3 separate regions of the Mus musculus genome follow, and all the other regions are linked to region 3. The links are chromatin loops, found by intact Hi-C in ENCODE. Cell type or tissue: gastrocnemius. All regions are shown on one strand.

Region 1 (2,500 bases), 58 kb before region 3:
GTATTTGCTGGAGACAAGCAACACTCCTGTCAGCTCAGTGTACAAGAAAACAAGACGCAAGATTGTTTTAAAGGTGAACTACACAGTGTGGTTGGGATGTGGAGACAAACTGTTGGTGAGTGTAGGAGGAGCCGACTGTCTAGACTGATAAATATACTTCGATTCTTCAGTAATAATAGACTCAATATGAAAAGTCTTTTTACCTATGGGAAAAATATTTTCACATTAAGTAACAAGGACACGTTATTAGAGCTGCATTACTAAGCTCTTTTGTCCTTATGGCATGATTACAGAGTATACATACACAGGTTTATGAGATCTTGTCTAACCCACACACCTATGCTACACACGGCATAGATCCCGACTAAAACCCTATAGGTTATGTTCCTGTAGGCAACTGTAACCTAATGATGTTTACATGACACTAATAATTTATTAATGGTGTATTTTTCTCTATCAAAACATAGAAAAAATACTTGATAAAATGCCTTCACTTTACAATCTGATAGAACTCTTCACTTGCCATCATTGAGAATTTGTTATTAACAAATTAAGGAAACATAGTCTATAAACTGTTGCCTGCCATTAGATCTTTGGGATCCTATATCAAATAAAATCTAAAAGAAAAATAAGAAATTCAGTAACTAGGAAGCCTTTATTAAAAGTGAATATTATTCAAAGTTACAAACAGTTCTAAGTAATCATCCTACGCTTCCTTACCTAGTAAATTATTAAATATACGCTGTTCTTTCTGGTCTCAATCTGCTCTGCCTCACTTAAGCACTTATAGTGTGTGCCATTCACCTGCTAGAGCACTGATTCCAAAGCAGTGAGCAATGTCTCCTGTAGTCCATGCCTGTCTTTAAATGCATTGCAATTTTTACATGGGATTGCTTAACATTTTAAAATACAAATGTGCTACATCTTTTCATACATTTAGCTGCTCTCCCCGGCCTCCCTGTAGTCATGGCTTGCCTGTAACTCAGCTTCCTCATTTAGCTCTTATCTACTCATCTGAAATAAAAAGGCAAAAACGTACTTTTTTACATTTTGAAAAGTTTTGTTCTTTCTCCCCACTTTTTTTCCTTCTTTTATCAGTAACCTTGGGAACTCTGGAAGCAGTTAAAGTGATTGAAGTTGGAGTATGCTGAAATGCAGTATATAATTCCACAGGAACTTCATCACCACTTTCAGTTGCACTGGTATCACCATCTTTAATGAAAAACAAAGTCAGAGCACTTTAATACTTGTATTTCTTTTCTTTTCTTTTTTTAAAAAAGATTTATTTATTATTATAAATAAGTACACTGTAGCTGTCTTCAGAACCACCAGAAGAGGGCGTCAGATCTCATCACGGGTGGTTGTGAGCCACCATGTGGTTGCTGTGATATGAACTCAGGACCTTCGGGAGAGCAGACAGTGCTCTTACCCGTTGAGCCATCTCACCAGCCCCTAATACTTGTATTTCAAGCAGGATAAGAAAGCAACAATCCACCTGACAAAGGATTACTTCCTTGTTCCTAAAGAATAAATTCATTTTCTCACTTCAGACATTTACTGGAAAGATACACCAAAATGCAAGCTAAATGCTTTTCTCACACACATATAATTCATAAAGGCTGTCTAACGACACACTTGCTGGTCTGGGGAAACTAGTACACTTGACTAATGCAACTCAAATGTTCTAGGGTCACACCTATAAAAATTATATATTCACTGAAAACTTCATTCCATAGCACAAAAGCAAATTTATGCACTATTGTTTAATCAAAGGAAAATTTCACAACTACAAAACAAAACCACTGGAAAGAAACCAGTGTCCATCAAAGAGCAGGGTTGAATAAAACAATGGTTATTCACAACTGGTTGTAAAGGTCGTAACCCAAAATTAAAGGGTGGACAGCTGGGACACAGTGGCATTTACTTTTAACCCCAGCACTTGGGAAGCAAGAGAATTGCACATGCGAGCACACCGTTAATCCCAGCACTCAGAGGCAGAGGCAGGAGGATCTTTGAATTCAGGGCCAGCCTGATCTACAGAACAGAGTTCCAGAACAGCTAGAACTACAAAGAAAAATTGTCTCCAAAAAGGCAAAACAAAAACAAAAACAACAAAAACCCAACACCCACTACCCTGGCAGACAGAGAGAGAAGGGGGTGGGGGAAGATGGGGAGAAGGGAGAGAGAGAGAGAGAAAGAATATGACTATCACATGGTATAAGACAAGCCTGCATTGTGTACTACATAAGCTATCAGACCAGCCTACGCAAGGGAGCTCAGGCCAGGCCAACACGGCCTACATAGAAGACCCTATCTAAAAAAGCAACAACAAATTCAAAAAAACAAAAAACTAAACATAAAAATTGCAGCATATACAAAATTCAAAAAATAGTATCCTAAAAATTAAAAAAATACTATCTTACATGGTAAATTAATGGATCATTATTCCAACCAACATACTTTAAAGATTATCTACTACATGTGAGTACAAAAAGTGATT
Region 2 (2,500 bases), 75 kb before region 3:
GGTAGGTATGGGAACAGATTACAGCCACTCAGCATGTGTGAACCCCACACTTCATCTCAGTGAGCCGATCTTAGTGTATGCCAAGAAAGGACGATACAGCAAAACAAAACAGCCAGAAAAAAAGAAAAAAAAAAAAACAACAACAAAAATAGAACTTATTTTCTTTTACGAAACCAAAGATTTCAATACACAAATTTGCCTTTTTTAAAAACAAAGACTGAAAATTCCTAAGGAAAAAATATGTTGAAATGAAAAAATATATATGCACTTAAGGAGTCAGGCATATAGTCTTAGGTTCAAACCATGATCCTACCAGTAATTTTTAGTAAACAGCTCTGTCACCTTCTTAGGAGTGTAAAAGCATACAATACTTAAACACTTAAGACTGTCACTGAGTTCAAATAGAAAACATGAGGCTTTTAGAAAGTGGCAGGCATTCCAAAAACAAAACCAGTAGCTGTCATTTCTTTCACCCTTTTGCCCTCCATTCCAAGTCTCGTAAGGCACTCCGCTACCTTCTGCTCCTCCTTCCTTACACTGACACTCTTGGGTAGAGAATATTAAGAACAAGACCCAGAGCCTTGAGCAGAGGGCCTGGCAATGCTTCAGCTCTCAACCAGAACCAGGAAGCAGGTCCATCAACTGTCCAGTTCTCCAAATGAAAGAACCAGGTCCTGAGGCTCAGATCCATTTGTCTTTCCTCCTTCATTGTCATCGATGTGGGGAAGAAAGAAAGAAAGATCAGAAACTCAAGATCTGGCTGCCATACACTTCGCAACACTGGAGTGTCAGCTTTAGTTCCAGTAATTACTGGAAGAGATTTAAGCATTGATAGATAACTGTTCTTACTCTTTCCTGTGTTTGTAGAAAACATATTCAGTAGGGAACAAAAGATGTTAATGCAGTGTAGCTAGGATTGCTTTGTAAGGAGTTTCTAATTTTCACCCTTTTGATTTTACACACAGGAAACTCAGGGCCACAGAGGTAAGATTACTTGTTCATACATTCTGTGTTCTTAAAATCTAGAATGGGTATTCAAAACATTAAAGGTTTTACTTGTTCTCACCAGAACTGGAATTTTTAAAGAAGATTTCTTTCATGTATATGAGTGCTCTATCTGCCTATACGCCTGCACGCCAGAAGAGGGCATCAGATCATTATCTCAGAGGGCTGTGAGCCACTATGTGGTTGCTGAGAGCTGACCCAAGACCTCTGGAAGAGCAGCCCCCAGAACTGGAAATTATAAAGCCAAATTCTCAATTTTTTTGTTTCTACTTTTACCTTTAAAACATGACCTCCATAAAAACCTGTCTCTGTATATTAAATTTTTCTAAAATGCACCATTTAGAAATCTGGATTTCACAAAAATAATTCTTTGTTTTGTAGGCTAAACTCCCTTGAAAACAGTGTAATAACTACATGTTGATTAAACCAAACACTCCTTCATAGTCTTTAGCTAGTACTCCCCCATCAAAAAAATGGCATATTGCCTTCTGTTGATGGAACAAAAAATGTACATGTATGTAGGTGACTCAAAGTTAGGGCCTTTGCATAAATTATGAGTTTCCTGACTGCTAATTTATCCATCTTTCCAATTAACTGCTGATAACAAAGCACAAATTTTACATTTCTACATGTGTTTATCATATAGCAATAAAGTTGAAAGCACCAAATTCCTAATAATTCCTCTAGCTGAGATTCATCTTAAAGTATGTAGATGTTTAAGGATAAATGATTGCTTACTCAAATTTTAAAAATTAGCAGGTTTTTGTTTTGTTTTGTTTTGTTTGTTTGTTTGTTTTTTTTAAAGACATGTAGTCTATGTAGTCCTGGTTGTCTTAGAACTCACTATGTAGACCTAATCTGGCCATAAACTCTGAAATCAGTATCCCTCTTTCTCCTGAGTATTGGTGCCACCATGCCTAGATTTTATTTATTTTTAATTGTGTTTAATGTATGTGTGCTCTGATGCACATCTGAGCCAGAAGAAGGCATCATATTCCTTGTATATAGCTGCTGGGAATTGAACTCAGGACCTCTGAAGAGCAGCCACTGCTCTTAACCACTGAATCATCTTACCACCACCCCCCTCTCCCAGGTTTTCTAGTCATCACTGTATCTAATGCAATCCTTGATACATGGTCATGTGTAAAGAAGCAACCATTTTACTGATCTATCTGAAAAATATGTTAACTTGAGTTTATAGGGAACTGGAGCTGTTGATAAGAGATAATGGGTATCGTAATTAACCCCTTATAAGACTACTTATAGCTTGTAATGGCTATAGTTTAGAACTGTGACACAAGCCATGGCTTTATCCTGAGCCCAAAGCTACTTCATTATCTGTGAGCTGGGAAACTGACAGATTCCAATTCAGAGCTGGATTTGATAACTGCTTTAGATGTTAACCAGAGTATGTGGAAGTATCCCATGTGACCGACCACCCTGGTTCACTATTCTTGTGATATATCTTAGTACATTATTTCTTAGTATTACAATT
Region 3 (2,500 bases):
GGATTAGAAGAGCCCTCTTGTTTAAAGCCTTGTTGATGGGGAGGAAGCCACACAGTAGAGTATACTTGCAAATAATAGAAAGGTCAATCTAGTACAGACTTAAGATGTACTATTTATGTAAGCTATGTTAACAGTAAAAATACAAACCAAAATGAAACAGGCGAGGAGAGTTGTGGCTCAGTACTACTCGCCTGGCAACGCTGCACGGACAATCATTTAAAAATGCTGATGTGGAAAGATGGCTATCGTAGGCCTTGAAGTGATATTTACAAGATAATCCTAATTTTGCTTTAAAAAAAAAAAACCTCAGTATGTATTTGTGTGCACTTACTAAGGTGTTAGTGCCCTGCAGCTGTCAGGGTGCTGGATCACCTTGCCTGTCTATTTGTGACCTTAAATGTTCAGTGAAAATGTGTGACAGTGGAGAATAATAAAATATATTTTGTAAATCTGGTTGCTTGCATAAAATGAGTATTCTGTTGAGGAAAGAAAAGGTGGCACGTCAATAAATCAAAAAATAAAAATATTCAGAAATCAGGCATTCTGGGTAGAAGATATTTTCTCTAGATTTCAATTAAATATGAATGTTTGTTTCTGTTTTTAAAAATATGTACGAATTTTACTTGTCTAAAATAAAATTTAAAAGAAATGGTGTCTCTATTTAGTTCCTAGGATTTGACCTTAGGGCTCAGTAGTAAAGTATGTGCGTTCCCCAGCACCACCCCCTGAATACCGAGACCCGTGGTGTGAGCTGAAACTGCGCACATTCATTCCCCCAAGCCACACCCTGAATACTGAGACCGAGGTGTGAGCTGAAACTGTGTGCATTCATTCCCAGTGCCACACCCTGAATACAGAGACTGTGGTGTGAACTTAACTGGATAATCTAGTTGTTCCCACCTAAGTTACTTGCACTTTCTCTGTCACTATGCAGCAAAGAAAACGCCTAAGTGAAAGGCACCTTGTACAGCAGTCAGTATCAAGTAGAAACAGATTATTAATTGCTCGACATACAGCTTCAAGCTTTGGGGGGCTTGAGGTCTTTTGTTGTTCTTCTCTTCCTTAGTTGGAGGGACAAGGGTACACAACACCTTATCATAAAATGCATCATGCTTCTTCTGAGGAGAGCCTTTTTGGCTTGAAGCCATAGCTGATTATATATCTTGTACCAGTGTGAGACTTGACATTTGCAAAGCCCTGGTCGCAGTTTGTGTATTTAGCGCCCTCTAGTGGGTTACTTTATAAAAGCATAGTTTATCTTTAGCTAAAAGAGATTAAATTGTTTACCACCGCAGTGTAATTCGTTTTGCTTTCCATTGCATCCAAAGAGACCCTTTCCTGCTACAATAGTTTGCACTTGGCCAAGAGATGACCTAGGCTGTGGCCTTTGCGCTGTAGCTCCTCAGTATTTCTAGGTTTCAGGTTCCTAGTGTAAAGTGATGATAGATAGAAGTGCCAGCTTGGGATCATCTAAAGCTAAAGGAGCTGTAATGTGGGCACCTGACACAGTAGGAGCCTAGTAATGTAGGAGGAGCCTAGTAATGTAGGAGGAGCCTAGTTCTATATATTGCAAATCTAAGGTCTTGAGTGTAATAAGATACTTGAGGCCTGATATAGCCAATATTAATAAAGGTAAAGAAGCAGGTGTTCTAATTCTGCTAGTTGAGAGAATGAGAGCAATGTTCAATGGGAAAGAATAATTCCTAGATATAACTCTAATTTCTCTAGGACCATCGTTATTAAGTTGGAAAGGGGCAGAGGACAAGTTTGGAATCTGCTCTCCAACCTACTGTGAATTCTGGGGATCAAACTCGGGTCACCAGGCTTGCAGACAGAGTGCCTTTAGCTGCAGAGCCATGCCACAAGCTGCTGCTTAATGAGATAGTCATACCATTTCTGCAGCCTGGGAGCATGTTGGTTTTCTTTGCATCTGTCACAGCACTTAGATAAACTGCATGTGCTCAGCATCTAAATTTGACCTTTCCATGTTAGAGTTGACTGTATGGTAGACTTTAGAAAACAAGACAAAGAGTGGTAGATAGTACTTAAATCGAGCCAGGTACATGAAATAGCCCCAAAGATTTCTTGTTTGTAGCCTTATCTTGCATTGGTAGTCAAGGACTTTGGTACTTAGACTTTACCTCCTCAGCCCCACTCCCCAGGAACCCATGTACTTCAGGAAAGCACTGGGTGATTATGACCTGTGAATGACCAGAGTCTTTGACCAAGTGTCCCTAGGCCCATTATTCCTGTGTGCCATGTGTTAGACATGTGACTGTTGTCTCAAATTCCCTTCTGTTTCCTTAGTGATAGGCCAAATTTGTTTTCTTGTGAACTGGTTAACCTTTAATTGAGCCCTAGTTAATGTCAGGACATTGTACTAAGCATTTTTATATTCATGACTTAACCTTCACAGCTCTGATCAGTAAGATGCAAAGTACGATCCCATTTTCCACACAAAACTCCTAGTGGCTCTCTTAAGTGGCAGTCAGACTTCTGA

What was found. Hi-C counts contacts between places; a loop is a spot of excess contacts. Peaks named below come from ENCODE experiments on the same cell type or tissue, not always from the same donor. Only the 100,000 strongest peaks of a DNase experiment are listed, where the experiment ranks them.
Region 1: a loop joins it to region 3, with 2.6 times the contacts of the local background. A loop is called at or near these places in 13 of 42 quality-filtered maps.
Region 2: a loop joins it to region 3, with 5 times the contacts of the local background. A loop is called at or near these places in 9 of 42 quality-filtered maps.

The regions. Positions count from the first base shown.
Region 1 is chr5:23,472,193-23,474,692 of GRCm38, reverse strand. Kmt2e (lysine (K)-specific methyltransferase 2E) reads right to left here. Exons shown (of 26, transcript NM_026984.2): 7 at 1,040-1,212. Among named protein-coding and RNA genes, the nearest start is that of Kmt2e, 39 kb to the right of the region's middle. In gastrocnemius, a CTCF peak has its summit at 1,333 (motif pointing right); no DNase peak of the experiment used is centred here.
Region 2 is chr5:23,489,650-23,492,149 of GRCm38, reverse strand. All of the region lies in intron 14 of Kmt2e (lysine (K)-specific methyltransferase 2E), which reads right to left. Among named protein-coding and RNA genes, the nearest start is that of Kmt2e, 56 kb to the right of the region's middle. In gastrocnemius, a CTCF peak has its summit at 1,142 (motif pointing right); a DNase peak (open chromatin) is centred at 1,160.
Region 3 is chr5:23,414,683-23,417,182 of GRCm38, reverse strand. The region is part of intron 1 of 5031425E22Rik (RIKEN cDNA 5031425E22 gene); the gene reads left to right. Among named protein-coding and RNA genes, the nearest start is that of 5031425E22Rik, 17 kb to the left of the region's middle. In gastrocnemius, a CTCF peak has its summit at 1,229 (motif pointing left); a DNase peak (open chromatin) is centred at 1,196; H3K4me3 peaks cover 2,500 bases; H3K27ac peaks cover 2,500 bases.